Regions from separate parts of the Homo sapiens genome. Here all the other regions are linked to region 1. The links are chromatin contacts, found by Hi-C or POLR2A ChIA-PET in ENCODE. All regions are on one chromosome and are shown on one strand. The core of a region is the stretch at or near the end of the contact, and the rest is flanking DNA. Distances in the headings are between cores, read along the strand shown.

Region 1 (2,700 bases), core at 163-2,662:
TATATTGAAATACCAAAATGATTTATGTTGAGAAATGTTGATAAAAATTATATAAATGACATAATACTTAAAATCTATTCTTCCAATAATGTGTTCATTGATCAAGTGGCCAATTTCTTTTATTTAAGAGGCAAACCACTTTTCTTTACGGTTACAGGGAAAGATGAATCAAATGAAATTGAAATGACAATTCCAGGTTTAGATTGGGGAATGGAGGAAGTGATGCAAAAGGATCAGAAAAAAGTACCTCAGAAGAAAGTTCCTTATGCAAAACCCATTCCTGCTCAGTTCCAGCAGGTAAGTAAAAGTGACTCCACCTCATCCACGCAGAGAGGTTTTGGTTGGTTAGTTTGAGGTTTCTCTTGGATTATCTCACTGTTGAAGGTGTTTCTGTACTGGAGCATTTTTCCCATGTTCACGTACTCTTAGACATGGTTCTCATCTACTGCTTTGCAGTTGTATTGAGTTTGTTATCAGTCTTCTCTGTTCTGTCCTCACCTGCTTATTATCATCCATGCTATGAGAGGAAATAGAAGAAAGAGGCATGGAGCAGAGGGAGTATGGGAGTATGTTGCTTCTCTTCTCCATTGTTTATCTATCTTGTGCTTTAATTGTCCCCTCAACACAAAGTGCATGTACCCTGTGAAGAGGCTGGCAAGCTTTGCATTCTTAATAACATGCAGTGTCTTGCAGCTTTTATCACCATAGTAATTTCTACCTAGTAATATGTCAGTAAGAATTAGCATGAGTCATGTACTTGAGTCATGGAGAAAAGGTAAAAAGAAATAAAATCGGTTCAGAGGTTAGATTGAGCAGATGACATTGTAGAGTGGTTTTCTCATTCTATCATTGTAATTTTCATACTTAGCGTACATTTTAATATTCTCTTCTTTCCCAAGGCTTGGATGCAAAATAAAGTTCCAATTCCTGCTCCAAATGAGGTGCTGAATGACAGAAAAGAAGACATTAAATTGGAAGAGAAGAAAAAAACACAAGCAGAAATTGAGCAAGAAATGGCTACATTACAATATACTAACCCACAACTTCTGGAGGTGTGTGAAGCTCTGTAGGGGGGAATTCAAGATGATCTAAGAGGGTAGTGGTGACATTTTTATTGATAGGCTCTTAAGGAAAAGGGAAGGGGCTCTCCCATGGTCTGACAAACACCGCCATTTCCTGTTGCTATGCTAGAAGACTAGTTTCCAAAAGAATCCTGTTTCTTAAAATTTTTTAAAATGTGTTATTTATGTATTTTGTTTTATTTATTTTATTTTAGAGACAGAGTCATGCCCTGTCACCCAGGCTGGAATGCAGTGGTGCGATCACGGCTTGCTACAACCTCTGCCTCCCAGGCTCAAGTGATCTTCCCACATTAAGCCTCTTGAGTGGCAGAGACCACAGGCATGCACCATCACGTCTGACTAATTTTTTTTTAAGTGACTTCCTTGAGTCATATCTTGGACTTTTAAAACCCAATTAGGGTCAGGCGTGGTGGCTTACACCTGTAATCCCAGCACTTTGGGAGGCCGAGGCAGACAGATCACCTGAGATCAGGAGTTTGAGACCAGCATGGTCAACATGGTGAAACCCCACCTCTACTGAAAATACAAAAATTAGCTGGGCATGGTGGTGCATGCCTGTGGTCCCAGTGACATGGGCGGCTGAGGCAGGAAAATGGCTTGAACTCCAGAGGCAGAAGTTTCAGTGAGCCGAGATCGTACCACTGCACTCCAGCCTGTGCCACAAAGTGAGACTCTGTCTCAAAAACAACAACAACAACATAAAAAAACTGAATTAGTGGGGCAGTGAGTAGATCTAAGTTAAATATACATTTTTAATAGAAAAGATAAAGCCAACATAGTTTTAATTTGAATTCACCTGTTTATGAAAGAGTTTTTCCTTTTTGTCTGCTCATATAGCAGGTAGCTTGTTCTTATTTTTCTTATCTATGTTAGCTACCAAGAATGATGAATTAGTGGTGAATTATTGGGCTTTCCCTGATCAAGATGGACAAAAATAATCCTGACTAGGCCAGGCACAGTGGCTCACGCCTGTAATCCCAGCACTTTGGGAGGCGAGGCGGGAGGATCAGCTGAACCCAGGAGTTTGAGATCAGCCTGGGCAATATAGCAAGACCCTGTCTCTACAAATAATAATTAGCTGGGTGTGGTGGCATGTGCCTGTAGTCCCAGCTACTCCGGAGGCCGAGGTGGGAGGATCACTTGAGCCCAGGAGGGTGAGGCTGTAGTGAACCACGATCGTACCACTGCATTCCAGCTTGGGGGACAGAAAAAAAAAATAAGGAAAAAAAAATCCTTACTACTGTGTCCCAGGACTTAAAAAGAATGAGAAAGAACCTAAAACTCCTTACAGTGCTTGAGTGTTGCATGGACTCTAATTACCACTGGAGCGTGAAGAGTTTGAGCAGTTTTTATGTTTGAGAGTCCCCTAACAGAATACATGATAGCAATATTGTCATCTTCAAGGGCTCTGGCCTGTTTATTCAACATGCTTTTTTCTTTCTTTCTTTCCAGCAACTTAAAATTGAAAGACTTGCACAGAAACAAGTTGAGCAAATTCAGCCTCCTCCCTCATCTGGCACCCCTCTCCTCGGACCCCAGCCTTTTCCAGGACAAGGTCCAATGTCTCAGATTCCTCAAGGTTTTCAACAGCCCCATCCATCTCAGCAGATGCCAATGA
Region 2 (2,904 bases), core at 294-2,793, 50 kb after region 1:
ATGACAGTCAGCCTTTGGCAGGCACTGTGTAGGGCGTTCCTCGTCCAGGCAATACTACTCGTCTTAGAGAATAAGGAGAAACCTGGAAACATAAAAGATAACAGAAACATAAAGAGAAGGAAACTGCCACAGTTCCACTCCCAAGAGCCTCCCTTTATGCAGTTCGGTGGCTCCCCGCAGTCCTTTCTCCTGGAGTTTGTTTGACGCAGCTGTGAGCGATCTGAGTGTAATGCACCCGCTCCTTCAAAGGTGACCCTGCTGCCCGCAGTGCTGGTGCCCCACTGGCTTCCCTGCCTTCCATACACAGGGATTGGGCCGGGCCAGTCTGTGAGGAACAGACATCCAACCCGGCCTTCGGAGTGGGCGAGAGTTTTCCTGTCCCAGAAGCAGTGGAGTTTCATTTCCACCGTTTCATGCTGGGTGCCCTTCCCCACGTCCACTGTTCCCATGTGATCCCGGGCAGCTCCTCGTGCCTGGATCCTGGTTCTCTCGGGATCCCCCATGCTGCCCAGAGCCAGGCTGCTTTTGGGAAACACCCTCTCTGCTCGCATACCTTCAGGGCTTCTCCCTGCCAGCTCTCCCTAGGACCTCACCAGGCAAGAGCAGAGGGAGGGCTGTGGGGAGCCACCAAAGTGACCTGGAGTGGCATGTGTGGCCATGCTGTCTGCAGATGAACCCATGGGTGCTGTGTGGAGAAAGGGCTGCTGGGAAGGAGATGGGGAAGGAGACAGAAGGCAGCCACTAGGGAGGCCTCTCCTGGGTGGCTGAGCGGGTGGAGGAGAGGAGGCTGACTCAGGGTTCTGGGAGGTGGAGTGGACAGGACCCAACTGACTGGCTGTGAGGTGGGCCACAGAGGGTGGGGCTCGGGAGGATGCCCCTCCTGTGATGACAGGTGGGGGTGGATGGCATGCTTGGTGTGGTTGTGGAGTGCTTGAAGAGCTGTGGCAAGTCTGAGGGGGAGCCGTGGGAGGCACCTGGGCATGGAGGGGCTGAAGCCCAGGAGTAGCCAGCTGGGCAGGGAGTGAAGGCAGCCCAGAGCATGGGGTGGCACGCCGTGGGAAGAGAGGGGGCTCGGCCTCAGCAGCAACTCAGGGACTTTGCAACTTACAACCACAAGATCTTTGACTATCACAGCTGAAGGGACCTCTGGCATCACCATTGTTCTACAGGGAGGATATTAAGGCCACCTACCTAGGGACCCAGCTGTCCCTGGCATTCCTGGAAATGGAGCCTGGGATGTTGACACCCACGGCCACGTGAGCTCAGTGGCTTGGCTGCATAAAGTGGAGTCCCACCCATGGTGTGACCGTCATGTGTGTCACATGTGAGGCTGTCGTATGCCTGATTGTGTGCTGAGCCCATGCTTAGTACAGCGCAGAGCAGGCTGCTAGATCCCTGCCCTCATATCCACCAATCTTGCCCCTCCTCCGGGTGAGGAGTGTGCCCGGTGGTCCCCTAGGCAGAAGGTGTCGGCCAAGGGGCAGCTGACTGCAGCTAGAGCCCTCAGCACAGCACACGAGGCTGCAGTGGCGTCAGGGGCTTAAGCAAACTGTAAAGTGGGTAACAAGTGATGTGGCTTGTGATGTGGCACCACTGAGCCCTGAGCCCCAGACTGGGCCAGGTGGCACTGCCATGGCCCCTCACCTCCTTCCTTTTTCTTCTACTTCTGGTGCTGACTGGCCCCTTCTAGCCGGCCAGTGGCATAATAGGGATGGAGGGACTGATCTGCAGGGTGTCCAGTCCCGTGGTGTGATACCCCCACCTGGGCTCATTTCAAGCCACCAACATGGCATTAACGCTTTACGGAATTCCTGAATAGTTAACAGTCAGCACTTGTGAACTGGCAAGGGACAGCCCAGGGAGCCACTGGGGAGAGGAGCCCGGGCTTTCTATCCACAGCGGGTTATCCTTCTTCTGTCTGTCCCTATCTGTGCTGTGCCGCATGCAGGCTCTTTTTTTTTTTTTTGAGATGGAGTCTCGCTCTGTCACCCAAGCTGGAGTGCAGTGGCGTGATCTCAGCTCACTGCAACCTCTGCCTCCCAGGTTCAAGCAATTCTCTTGCCTCAGCCTCCCAAGTAGCTGGGACTACAGGTGCATACCACCACAACCGGCTAATTTTTTTTGTATTTTTATTGGAGATGGGGTTTTACCGTGTTGGCCATGGTGGTCTTGATCTTCTGACCTCTTGATCCACCCACCTTGGCCTCCCAAAGTGCTGTGATTACAGGCGTGAACAACCGTGCCCAGCCTGCATGCAGGCTTAACCATCCCTTAGGTCTTCACTTCCAGGTGGGAAAGGGGCCAAGGGAGGCACTGTCACTGTCTTGCTTGTTCTGTTGAGGTGTAGCGTGTACATTTCTGAAGGTGAATATTTACTTAGATGACTTAGCAGGATGACCACCCTAGTGAGATACCTCCATGAGTGAATGCATATGTCTTGCTGAGATGAGGTGACTGAATACACATATGAACATAAAACCTACTGTGTCCTCACCCACGTCCTTGGAGGAATACACGGGAAACTCATGGAGTTGTCTTCAGCCTCCCAGCGAGGAGTCTGGTGGGGGAGCTGGCTCTGGAGGACAGCCTGTTTGTGGCATCTCTGCCTCTGTCCGTCTCTGCCTCTGCCCACTGGGCTGAGGGCACGTGCCCCAGGGCCTTGGGGAGGCAGCCCTGCCTCATAGCTTGGGGCCTCAGTTCCAGCCTCTAAGAAGCCATGTAGTTGCATTCTTCATTACTCACGTGTTTTTTAAAATCTGAGACATAGTTCACATATTATTAAATTCACCACTTTAGATTGTAAAATTCAGTGGTTTTTCGTGCATTCACAAGGCTGTGCAACCATCACCATTAATTCCAGAACATTTTAATCATTCCTAAAAGAAACCTTGTACTCATTTGCAG
Region 3 (2,729 bases), core at 156-2,655, 50 kb before region 1:
TAGTGTCTAGAGAGTGAGATAAGGCAGTTTTAAGAATACAGACAAATAATGGTGGCCACAATCTTTTCTGGTTTTGAAACAAAAGCAATTGTGGAAATGTTTGTAACTTCTCTCCTTTATTGTATTTGTAATAGTTTTTAATTTTATTCTTTTATTTTATTTTTGGAGACAGGGTCTTGTTCTGTCACCCAGGTTGGAGTGCAGTGGTGCTATCATGGTTCACTGCATCTTTGACTTCCCAGGCTCAAGTGATCCTCCCACCTCAGTCTCCTGAGTAGTTGGGACTACAGGTGCGCACCAGCACACTGGGCTAATTAAAACAATTTTTTTTTTTTTTTTTTGTAGAGATGGAGTCTCACTATGTGCACAGGCTGGTGTTGAACTTTTGGCCTCAAGTGCAGTCCTCCTGCTTGGCCCCCCAAAGTGCTGGGATAACAGATGTGAGCCACCATGCCTGGCCTGATTTTTAAAATGTGCTTAAAATTTATTTTAAAATCATGCATATTTGTATTATTGGCATGTAAGTTTAAATGTAGAGCATTGAAGCTGAAAAACTATAAGGTCTTAACATTTTCCTCTTCAGATATAAACTTAATGTTACCTTTGTAAATATGTAAATAACACATACTGAGAAATAAGTTTCTGTGGTACTTTGCTCCTGAAATTTGGGCATACGTACTTTTTTTGTTCATTATAGATATGAAATAAGGTAGTTTATTCCTCTTTCTACACTAGTCCTGGGAAATTTAAAAGAACAAAAGTCAAATTTTAAAGAGCATTTAATGACTTGTATAAAATGGAGTCTTAATAAACATGAAAATAATTAGTTTTATAATCAAACATCTAAGTGGAATTTTTTTTTTTAAGACAGTCTTGCCTTGTCGCCCAGGCTGGAGTGCAGTGAGGTGATTTTGGCCCACTGCAACCTCTCCCTCCCGGGTTCAAACGATTCTCCTGCCTCAGCCTCCTGAGTAGCTGGGATTACAGGAGACTGCCACCACGCCCAGCTAATTTTTTTGTATTTTTAGTAGAGACGGGGTTTCACCATGTTGGCCAGGCTGGTCTTGAACTCCTGACCTCCGGTGATCCGCCCATCTCGGCCTCCCAAAGTGCTGGGATTACAGGCATGAGCCACTGCGCCCAGCTGTGAAATTTTAATTTTAAAAATGTAAGGCCAGGCTTGGTGGCTCATGCCTGTAATCCCAGCACTTTAGGAGGCCAAAGTGTGAGGATCTCTTGAGCCCAAGAGTCTGAGACCAGACTGGGCAACACAGTTAGATATTATCTCTAGGAGAAAAAAAAGAAAAAGTGAACAATTCCCAGTGATCCTACCTTCTTTTATTCCCTAAGCATAAACACGTACCCATCCACTGACTCACACATACACACCCTGCCTCAAGCTGTTATGAATTGTGCTTTTTTTCTTCACGAGGCTGAATTTTACATCAAATGCCTCTTAGCACTTATTCTGTGAATTAGTCTTCCCCTGCCCCCTCCCTCCCTCCCTCCCTCCTTCCTTCTTTCCAACAGGGTCTCTCCCTGTCACTCAGGCTGGAGTGCGGTGGCATGATCATGGCTCAGTGCAACCTCAAAATTCTGGACTCAAGTGATTCTCCTGTCTCAGCCTCCCAAATAGCTAGGACTACAGGTGCATGCCATCATGTCCAGCTAGTGTTTTTATTTTTTGTAGAGATGGGAATCTCACTATGTTCCCCAGCCTGATCTTAAACTCCTGGCCTCAAGCGATCCTTCCGCCTTGACCGTAGTCTTTTTCAGATGTGTAACTGGTCTCTGTCATTGATCTAATATAGTCATGCACCACAAAATGACATTGTGGTCAATGCTGGACCACATATATGATGGTGGTCTCATAAGATTATAATATAGTATTTTTATCATACTTTTCTATGGTGTCTTTTTCTATGTTTAGACACATGAATACTTATTGTGTTACGGTTGCCACCAGCATTCAGTAAAGTAACATGCTGTGCAGGTTTGTAACCTAAGAGCATTAGGCTGTACCGTGTAGCCTACGTGTGTAGTAGGCTGTATATACCATCTAGGTTTGTGTAAGTACAACTCTGTGAAGTTTGTACAGTGATGAAATTGCCTAAGGATGCATCTCTGAGAACATACGCCCGTTGTTAAGTGACTCATGACTGTAGTTCATTGTGTAAGTGGAAATGATGCACGTTAGATAAGGGAAAAGAAATGTAAAAAGTGTTCATTTAAAAATGTTTTCAGGCAGTGTTGCAGTGCTGATATTTGTAGTGAAAGTACTTTTTCCTTATCCTAGTATCCTAGAAGGAAAACATCACCATGGCTACAGAAATTGGTTCTCCTCCTCGTTTTTTCCATATGCCAAGGTTCCAGCACCAGGCACCTCGACAGCTGTTTTATAAGCGACCTGATTTTGCACAACAGCAAGCAATGCAACAGCTTACTTTTGATGGAAAACGAATGAGAAAAGCTGTGAACCGAAAAACCATAGACTACAATCCATCTGTAATTAAGTATTTGGAGGTAAGCCTGATTTATGTGCTTCAGATGACCAAACTTTGGTTATTTATTTATTTATTTATTTATTTATTTATTTATTTATTTATTTTGAGATGGAGTTTCTTTCTTGTTGCCCAGGCCAGAGTGCAGTGGTGTGGTTTTGGCTCACTGCAACCTCTGCCTCCCGGGTTCAAGTGATTCTCCTGCCTCAGCTTCCCAAGTAGCTGGGA

Evidence for each region. Hi-C counts contacts between places; a loop is a spot of excess contacts on that map. ChIA-PET counts read pairs that join two places held with the same protein, here RNA polymerase II (POLR2A). Pooled maps may share reads with other maps.
Region 2: a loop to region 1 is called in a map of PC-9, with 19 times the contacts of the local background. The contact joins two enhancer-like sites. A Hi-C loop is called at or near these places in 1 of 168 maps with a recorded cell type or tissue (PC-9) and 1 of 37 single-sample maps with no recorded cell type.
Region 3: a loop to region 1 is called in a pooled map, with 4 times the contacts of the local background. The contact joins two enhancer-like sites. A Hi-C loop is called at or near these places in 2 of 168 maps with a recorded cell type or tissue (HepG2 and heart left ventricle) and 2 of 50 pooled maps. POLR2A ChIA-PET finds 5 or more read pairs at or near these places in 7 of 52 experiments (AG04450, H1, HCT116 and 4 more).

What each region holds. Positions count from the first base shown.
Region 1 is chr2:127,720,188-127,722,887 of GRCh38, reverse strand. It overlaps WDR33 (WD repeat domain 33), which reads left to right. Exons shown (of 22, transcript NM_018383.5): 14 at 158-297; 15 at 900-1,052; 16 at 2,535-2,700. Among named protein-coding and RNA genes, the nearest start is that of SFT2D3, 20 kb to the right of the region's middle. RefSeq lists an enhancer at 326-1,525. Within about 2 kb of position 1,412, at least 3 of the 41 ENCODE cell types and tissues checked have a DNase peak (open chromatin) inside an H3K27ac peak, as active enhancers do.
Region 2 is chr2:127,670,495-127,673,398 of GRCh38, reverse strand. The region is part of intron 1 of LIMS2 (LIM zinc finger domain containing 2); the gene reads left to right. Among named protein-coding and RNA genes, the nearest start is that of LIMS2, 3.6 kb to the left of the region's middle. Within about 2 kb of position 1,543, at least 3 of the 41 ENCODE cell types and tissues checked have a DNase peak (open chromatin) inside an H3K27ac peak, as active enhancers do.
Region 3 is chr2:127,770,572-127,773,300 of GRCh38, reverse strand. It overlaps WDR33 (WD repeat domain 33), which reads left to right. Exons shown (of 22, transcript NM_018383.5): 2 at 2,297-2,523. The coding sequence starts at 2,320. Among named protein-coding and RNA genes, the nearest start is that of WDR33, 39 kb to the left of the region's middle. RefSeq lists a silencer at 2,040-2,240. Within about 2 kb of position 1,405, at least 4 of the 41 ENCODE cell types and tissues checked have a DNase peak (open chromatin) inside an H3K27ac peak, as active enhancers do.